2 separate regions of the Homo sapiens genome follow, and region 1 is linked to region 2. Evidence: read pairs that join two places in POLR2A ChIA-PET (ENCODE). Cell type or tissue: K562. All regions are shown on one strand.

The links. Peaks named below come from ENCODE experiments on the same cell type or tissue, not always from the same donor. Only the 100,000 strongest peaks of a DNase experiment are listed, where the experiment ranks them.
Region 1: POLR2A ChIA-PET joins it to region 2 with 5 read pairs; 2 of 35 experiments call an interaction of 5 or more read pairs at or near these places.

The regions. Positions count from the first base shown.
Region 1 is chr15:82,070,814-82,074,813 of GRCh38, forward strand. No RefSeq gene overlaps it. Among named protein-coding and RNA genes, the nearest start is that of LINC01583, 16 kb to the right of the region's middle. In K562, no CTCF peak of the experiment used is centred here; a DNase peak (open chromatin) is centred at 2,288.
Region 2 is chr15:81,841,403-81,845,402 of GRCh38, forward strand. No RefSeq gene overlaps it. Among named protein-coding and RNA genes, the nearest start is that of LINC01418, 120 kb to the right of the region's middle. In K562, no CTCF peak of the experiment used is centred here; no DNase peak of the experiment used is centred here.

The sequences.
Region 1 (4,000 bases), 230 kb after region 2:
GATATAAGTTCTAAGACTGGACGTTTTCTATGCTTGTATACTAAATGTATCTTCTCTTCTGAGAACTTTCTGACCCTGCTTCTTGCCTGTTTTATTCTTGGAGCCTTAATGTGTTTGTTTTCTAATATTATGAACATTTTATGTATAAGGTAGCAATTCTTTGTTTTTCATGTTTGCTGCAATATGTCCACCCTTGTTGTTGGCCTCTTCGTCTGTATTCTTTTTTGGACATGCAGAACCTACAGAGACACAGACAAACAGACACAGAAACGTGCAGAAACACACAAACGCATCTTTTCCTTTGTCACTCCTGTCACTTCCTTTGTTCCTGTATCCCTCCGTGGACAGTCTCTAAGTGTCAGGCCAGACATCAGGGCTGGAATTATGAACATGGGAGTAGAAATGGCAACACTCAGTGGCATTAAAGGCTAGAGACTGAAAGATCTCATAGGAAGAAAACCCTAAAAGAGAAGGAGTAAAAAAAAATTGAGACCCAAAAGGACTCCAACATATAGGGATTGGGGCTCAGAAACAGGGGGAGCCGGCCAAGAAGACTGAGAAAGACTGGCCAGAGAGGTAGGAGAAAAACCAGCAGCCTAGGGTATCATGGAAGTCAAGAGGGGACAGTGTGAGGAAGACGGATGTTCCAGAAAGAGTGTGTCTAGGGATAGACAAGCCTTCACTTTCTCTTCTATTTGTTCCACAGGGTTCAGTATTTAATTGTCTGATCCATCTGTAGTTTTTCTGGAGAGACCCTGTTTCTACTAAAAAATTAAAAATGAAAATAAATTAGCCAGACGTGATGGTGCATGTGTGTAGTCCCAGCTACTTGAGAGACTGAGGTAAGGGGATTGCTTGAACCCGGGAGGTCGAGGCTGCAGTGAGCTATGATTTGTGCCACTGCCCTTCACCCTGGGCAACAGAGCAAGACCCTGCCTCAAAAAAAAATTGTTGTTTCCCTAATTGTGAAAGGATGCGGTTTCCTGAACAGACACAGCTCTCTCTGCCTTTCTCTCCCATTCTCATCAGATGCTTGATCCTCACTTGAGTGCTTGAAATTAAAGTAGAACTGAGGAGAAAAAAATATTGACCATACTCATTTTTTTTACAATAAACCATTTTGGTTTTGTTTTTTGAGATAAGGTCTTACTCTGCCACCCAGGCTGGAGTGCAGTGGTGCAATCTCAGCTCACTGCAGCCTCAACCTCCCTGGGCTCAAGTGATCCTCCCACCTCAGTCCCTGTAGCTGGGACTGCAGGCACACGCCACCACATCCAGCTAATTTTTGTTTTTGTGGTAAAGATGGGGTTTCACCGTGTTACCAAGGCTGGTCTCAAACTCCTGGGCTCAAGTGATCTCATCAATCTCAGCGATCTTAGATTCTTATAAGGAACACACAACCTAGATCCCTTAGACGCACAGTTCACAATAGGGCTTGTGCTCCTATGACAATCTCATGCCACCGCTGATCTAACGGGAGGTGGCGTTCCGATGAATGTTACAGGATCCTTGGGGTGTTGTTTTCCTAGCCAGAAACCTCTGTGGCCAGTGATGTTTTTACCCAAGTTTTGCTCAGGCCTGCTGGGCCTGGCAGGCTGTACTCAGTTCACACTGCTGGCCTGGGTCCCACGCCTGCCAAGGGTGAGTCGGGTGTGGAACAGTGAGGGGTGTGTGAGCGAGCATGGGGTCCGGCCACTGCTCAGTCAGACATACTGGTGGCTGCTGTGGGGCAGGCAGCTACAGGTGCCAGCAGCGCTCTCTGCAAGGTTGTGGCTGGACCAGGTGCACTGCAAGCCACTTCCCTGGCTGGCACTGGGGAATGCAGTGGCACCCAGAAGCTTGCAGATGCCAGGAACCACAGAACCCCAAAGAGGGAGTCACGGCTCTGGCTCAGGGAGCTCCCAGGTCTGGGATCCCTGAAGGGCTGCAGCTCTTCTCTCCTTCTCTTCACCCACAATGTGGCAAGCAAGGGGCATGTTTCAGCCCTGTTTGTGTTACAGCAGCTCTTTTAGCCTCACCATTCAGTGGGTCCCGAGTTCTTGTCCTGCAACATGGAAGAATAAGGTATGTGGACAAGTGGAGGGTGAGCAAGATGAAGAGGAGCTTTACTGAGCAATAGAACAGCTCAAAGAAGACTTGCAGTGGGCAGCTCCTCTGTAGCTAGGGTGTCCTGACAAGTGTTTAGCTCCTAGCAGAGAGGGTAGCTCCTCTCTGCAGGCTGGTTGTCCTGTCCTCTGTAGTTCCCTGATGAGAGGTTATCTTCTCTCTGCAGCTGGCTATCCCAGTGTCTCTCCGTCCTTTCCTCTGCTCTGGCTGAGCCCAGGGCTTTTATGGGCCTCAGAGGGGAGGAAGTATGTACTGATTGGTCCAATGAGTGGCCATGGATGAGCCCAAAAAAGGCAGCACAAGTCCCCACTCTGGTTCACCAGACTGGCAGCTGGGCCCACAGACTTCAGACCCTCCCTGGCCTGAAGGTGGGGCCTCACCAGGACCCACCTCCTTCTGCCCAGGAACTTGTCTGCCTGCTATGCCTGGGAGGGCGGGGCTCCCATCTGCAAGAGGCCTGGGTCTGCAGCTGCCATTTGGGCAGCTGAAGTGGCACCCAGGGAGCTCCAGCCCCAACTCGGAAGAGGTGGAGCTCCCACTTGTCCCTGGTTCCCGCTGGCTTCATGGAGCACACAGCCCCACTTGCGCATTCCTGCTGCAGCCAGTATGATGGCAGCAGACACTCCAGATGACCTGCCATTACCATCAGTAATGCTTGCTTACCTGCCACTCACCTCCTGTTCGTAACAGGCCACAGACCTGTACTGGTGCATGGCCTGGGGGCTGGGGAGCCCAGCTTTAAGGAACATCTCTGATCATGACATGGGCTTAGGGAGACACAGACCTGAGGTGAGGGAGAAGGTCTGACAGGCATTTGATTCAGGTGGCCCCATGGCTTTTTGAGTAGATATGTTCTGCTTTCTTAAATGAGAGACTTCTCTAGGGACGGCTTCTCTCTTGGTGGAAAGAACAGGACTCTATCGCCACGCCAGGTGGCTGTCACAATGTGAGACTCTTCTTCTGTGCCCTGAGCTCAGACTTAGCAAGGCCAACAGATTTTGGTCAGTTTTGGGGTTTAATCACCCAACAAATGAAGCAAGTATATACCTAGGGACACCAAAAAATTCTCATAAAATAGTCGGATACTATTTTAGAAAAACATGTAGTTATCATGGAGGGAATTAGAACTCTGTTGGACTTGCTTTCACTCAGTTTTGAGTTCAACAATGTTTAATATTTTGGATTATACAGAGGGGTGGCTGGGGAAGGTACACTGTAATGTTTTCAGTATTCAGGACCTCTAAATATATTTTCCCTGCCTTGGTTAGAGCTCATGTTTCTGAAGAGGTCTTGCTCTGCTCCTCTGCCATGGTATGGAAGTAAGAATTTGAGACCAGGCACTGTAATCCCAGTGCTTCGGGAGGCCAAGGCAGGAGGATCACATGAGCCCAGGAATTTGAGGCTGCAGTGAGCTATGATCATGCCACTGACTCCAGCCTGGGCAACAGAGCTCGAGACCCTGTCTCTAAAAAAAAAATTTTAATTAAATTAAATTAAATTTAAAAAGTAAGAATTTGAATTTAAGGCTTCAGCTAATATCCTAGCTTTGCTCAGGGGATCGATAATATGTACTTTGTAGGATTTGAAGTAATCTAGGTAAGTAAAGCTTAACAATCGACATGCAGAAGCTACTCAAACAATGAAAGCTGGGTTCAATTATCACTAAATAACTAGGCCTGTAGTCTTCTTCCATTTCAGGGGTCAGCAAAGTCTTTCTGTAAAAGACCAGATAGTAAAATTTTTCAGCTTTTCAGGCCATATGATCTCCCTGTTACAACTCCTCAACTCTGCTGGTATAGTGCAGAAGCTGCCGTAGACAATACATATGCACAACTGAATGTGGCTGTGTTCCAATAAAACTTTATTTATAGATCTGGAGACTGGAATTTCATGT
Region 2 (4,000 bases):
GCTATGTTCCCACCCAGAAGTATTCAGATTATACCAGAATACGTGCAGTGATAGAAACTTATTACCACTACAGGTAATAAGAATAATTAAGCATTCATCATGCATCAAGCCCTGTGCTAAGCCTTTTGCACACATTATTTCATTTAACCCTCACAACAACCTCAAGAGGCAGACACTAGGATTCCCATTTTACAGAAATAGAAAGTAAGGCCAAAGTGGTTAAAAAACTTGTCCAAGATCACAGAGTTGGCCTTTGAAGGAGCATAGATTATAGAGCAACTTAAAGTTTGGGCAGAAGTCGAAGCTTGAGGCAGAAAAAAAAAAAGTGTCAGGGAACAAAAGGCCAGCGGGAAAGGAAGGGGGATGAGTGCCAATCTGGGATGTGAGTGTTCAACCAAGAGGCTACCTTCTAAGAAGGGTAAGGTTGGTGCCAAGGTAATAGCATCCGGGAATTCTGCAAACACAATTTGGGTTGCCCAAGTGCATGTGAAAAGTTCTTACATCTGTGCAGTGTGCCTAGGAATCAAAGGAAAAAGACCCCAGTTTTTCAGAGATTCAAGAATTAAGAGGAAAATTATAATAAACTGGAAGCATGCTATGGTGTGGGAAGCACAGGTGTTGGTGTTGGACGGACCCACTTACCACCTGTGTAAGCTGGGCAAATAATTTCACCTCTCAACCTCAGCTTCTTCAACAATAAAATGAGAATAACAGTAGTTACTTCAGAGCATTTTATAGGATTCAATAGTTAATATATGTAACATTTCTAGCATATAATAGTTACCTAGTAATAATAGTTCTTTTCCTTCATTCTTCCTCAGAAGAAAGAACCATTATCTCCAAGTGCCTCAATCAAGGAGGACATTAAGAGAGGCCTAGATATTTGAAGATGGTAGATATTAGTAGAAGGCTAGAGGAAGATAAGTAATTATTTAAACCCACACCAGCCGACAAGGGCAGCAATAAGCCTCCCAGCTGGGCTTGCTAAGATGTAGCCAGTCTTGAAGGGCAGAGGTGACAGAGGCTTGCCGAGCACACGGCCCAGCATCCAGGCCCTCCACTCCATGATGTGAATACCATGGGTCAACCAGTTCTCTTGTCTACCTGCCCACTCCTGACCACTTGCTCCTGGAGCTCTCCCACTTGCTGCCTTATTTGTTTGGCTTGTTCTGGTTTGTTTTTAATCGGATCTCACCTAGCCCAGAACCTTCAGCTACCAATGAGGTCTTAGCTGTGGACCGTGAATATGGCTATTAGAATCGTAGTGGCCTCATTACACAGAGAGGGAAAATCGGGCCCTGTAAGGGGCAAGAGCTAACCAGAGATCACAGAGACAATTATGATCATATCCATATCATATCCAGGAACGGAACACACACGTCTTGACTTCTAGAGTCTCCTCAGGACACCTTTTGAGTACTTTGAAAAACAAAGATCTGGCTGGGTGCAGTGGTTCACACCTGTATTCCCAGCACTTTGGGAGGCCAAGGCAGGCAGATCACTGGAGGTCAGGAGTCCAAGGCCAGCCTCGCCAACATGGTGAAACCCACCTCTACAAAAAATACAAAAATTAGCTGGGCGTGGTGGTGGGCACCTGTAATCCCAGCTACTCAGGAGGCTGAGGTAAGGGAATCCCTTGAACCTGGGAGGTGGAGGTTGCAGTGAGCCGAGATCACTTCACAGCACTCCGGCCTGGGCGACAGAGTGAGACTTAGTCTCAAAAAAAAAAAAAAAAAAAAGGGAAAAATAAAGATCTCTAGTTCTCATTGATGATAAGGATGAGGGCAGAAAACAGTTCCCAGGAAAATGACAGCAGGAACGCCTGTGGGCTGGCCTCTGATTAAAGGTTAACTGACCCACGCAGACAGGCAGATTCATGCATCACACATGTGTGTACATGCTCCAAGCTCTCCAGTACAGTAAGTCCATTGGGCAGGGGCACTGCTGTTCATCATTATTCTCTACAGCCAATGCAGCACTGAGTCCAATGCTGTCACGTGCTCAGAAAATAATGGTTGAGCTATATTAGGCTTCTGTTTCAGTTTTGGAGAATGTCCTCTGGCTCTTTCAAATTAACTTCCTCTTTCAAGAGAACAGAGAGAGACACCTACAAAAAGATGAACAGCAAAGCATAGAAAGGTAGAAAGTGGGCCAGATGTGGTGGCTCACGCCTGTAATCCCAAAACTTTGGGAAGCTGAGGCGGGCAGATCACGAGGTCAGGAGTTTGAGACTAGCCTGACCAACATGGTGAAACCCCATCTCTACCAAAACTACAAAAATTAGTCAGGCGTGGTGGCACATGCCTGTAGTCCCAGCTACTCAGGAGGCTGAGGCAGGAGAATTGCTTGAACCCGGGAGGCAGGCGAAGTTGCAGTGAGTCGAGATTGTGCCACTGCACTCCAGCCTGGGCAATAGAGCAAGATTCCATCTCAAAAAAAAAAAAGAAAAAAAAAAGAAACTGCTAAAACTACAAGGTCAACACTTTATTCATTATATATTCATCTAGCACTCTGCAGTGGAGCAGAGTTACTCAAGGTGTGGTCCACAGATCAGCAGCTTCAGCTTTTCTGGGAACTTTTTCAAAATGCCAATTCCAGGACCTCACTCCAGATGTCCTAAATCTCAGTCTCTCATAGTTAGGCCCAGGAATCTGTACTTTAAACAGTGCTCCAAGGGATTCTTATGCACACCAAAGTTTGAAGCCACTGCAGTGGAGGACAGAGGGAATGTGAATTGAGCTCCTCTGCCAAAAATCAACCAAAGAGAAGAAAGGGCCCGACCGAGACCAGCATGGCTGTGCAAAGGATTAGCTCATATCCTGATCACCATTTTCGTTCTGCATACTTAGTAGCCGAGGAGTGAGAATGGATATCCCCTCCCCTGCACCTCCACCCAAATACAAAGACAGTAATGGAAGAGTGCATATCATTGTCATGACTTGCAAGTTGCCTTTATGGTGGGCTTTTTTAATTTGGTAGATTATGTTTTGCTCATTCATTTTCATTTGAAATGAGATTGATCCAGCCATTTCTGTAAGCAGAATGTTAAATGCAACCAATGTGGATGTTCTGATACAACTGTGGTTAAGGCACCCTGCATAGTCATCACAGTTCCAAACTGCCCAGCAAATCTTCAGCAAATCGCTAATGCTAGAGACAAGCGAAGGAAGCAATGGACATGTCGATAAATCATGAAACCTGTTTGTACCAAGTGAGAAACCCAGTCAATACTAAATCTCTGAAATGCTCTTTAACTCTGCCAAAAAGAATAGGCATGGTTAATTGCATTTCCAATTTAGGCAATTGTTAGAATTTGCCAGTTACACGTCATCATTCTATAGGATGAAAATAGACATAAAAAAAGCTTCCAGATTTTAAAAAAAAAGGTTAGCTTTCTACGTGTGTGAACTGATGGGGTGACCACAAAAGTCAATTCAGAGACAAAACAAAATTCCATTAGCATGGAAGAAACAAGTAGAGGCAGCCTGAACTTGAACTCATCATGGATAACCAAGGCCCAGTGGTCACTCTCAATGTTGTGATTCTTTTGTTGTACTTTGCATTGAATCGGAATGGGGTTAAGAAATTTTTTAAAAACTTTGATGAAACCTCTACTACTCTGATGGTGTATAGCTGTTATGAAATTTCAGTTGTTGATCATTTTGCAGGAAGCTAATATTTTAGCATTTCAAGAACAAGTGGGGAAGGAAAGAGATTGGACCTGAAGTTATAGAATCTCATTATTTAAAATGGCCTCATTTCACCCAGCTCAACTCCTCACCTTATAAATAAGGTTACGGAGGTTCAGGAAGAGGCGGTGGCTCACCTAAGTTCCCACAGTGCAAAGTGATGGAGCTATGACTTCCATGCGCCCAGGTCTAGGCTCTCCCATTAATAACTTCATTGTGACAGGTTTTACCTTTAAGATTTTTAATTTCAGGGCCAGAGTACGCTGCTGCCTTATTTTTCCAGCATCACCAGCTGCCCCAAAGGCAATTTT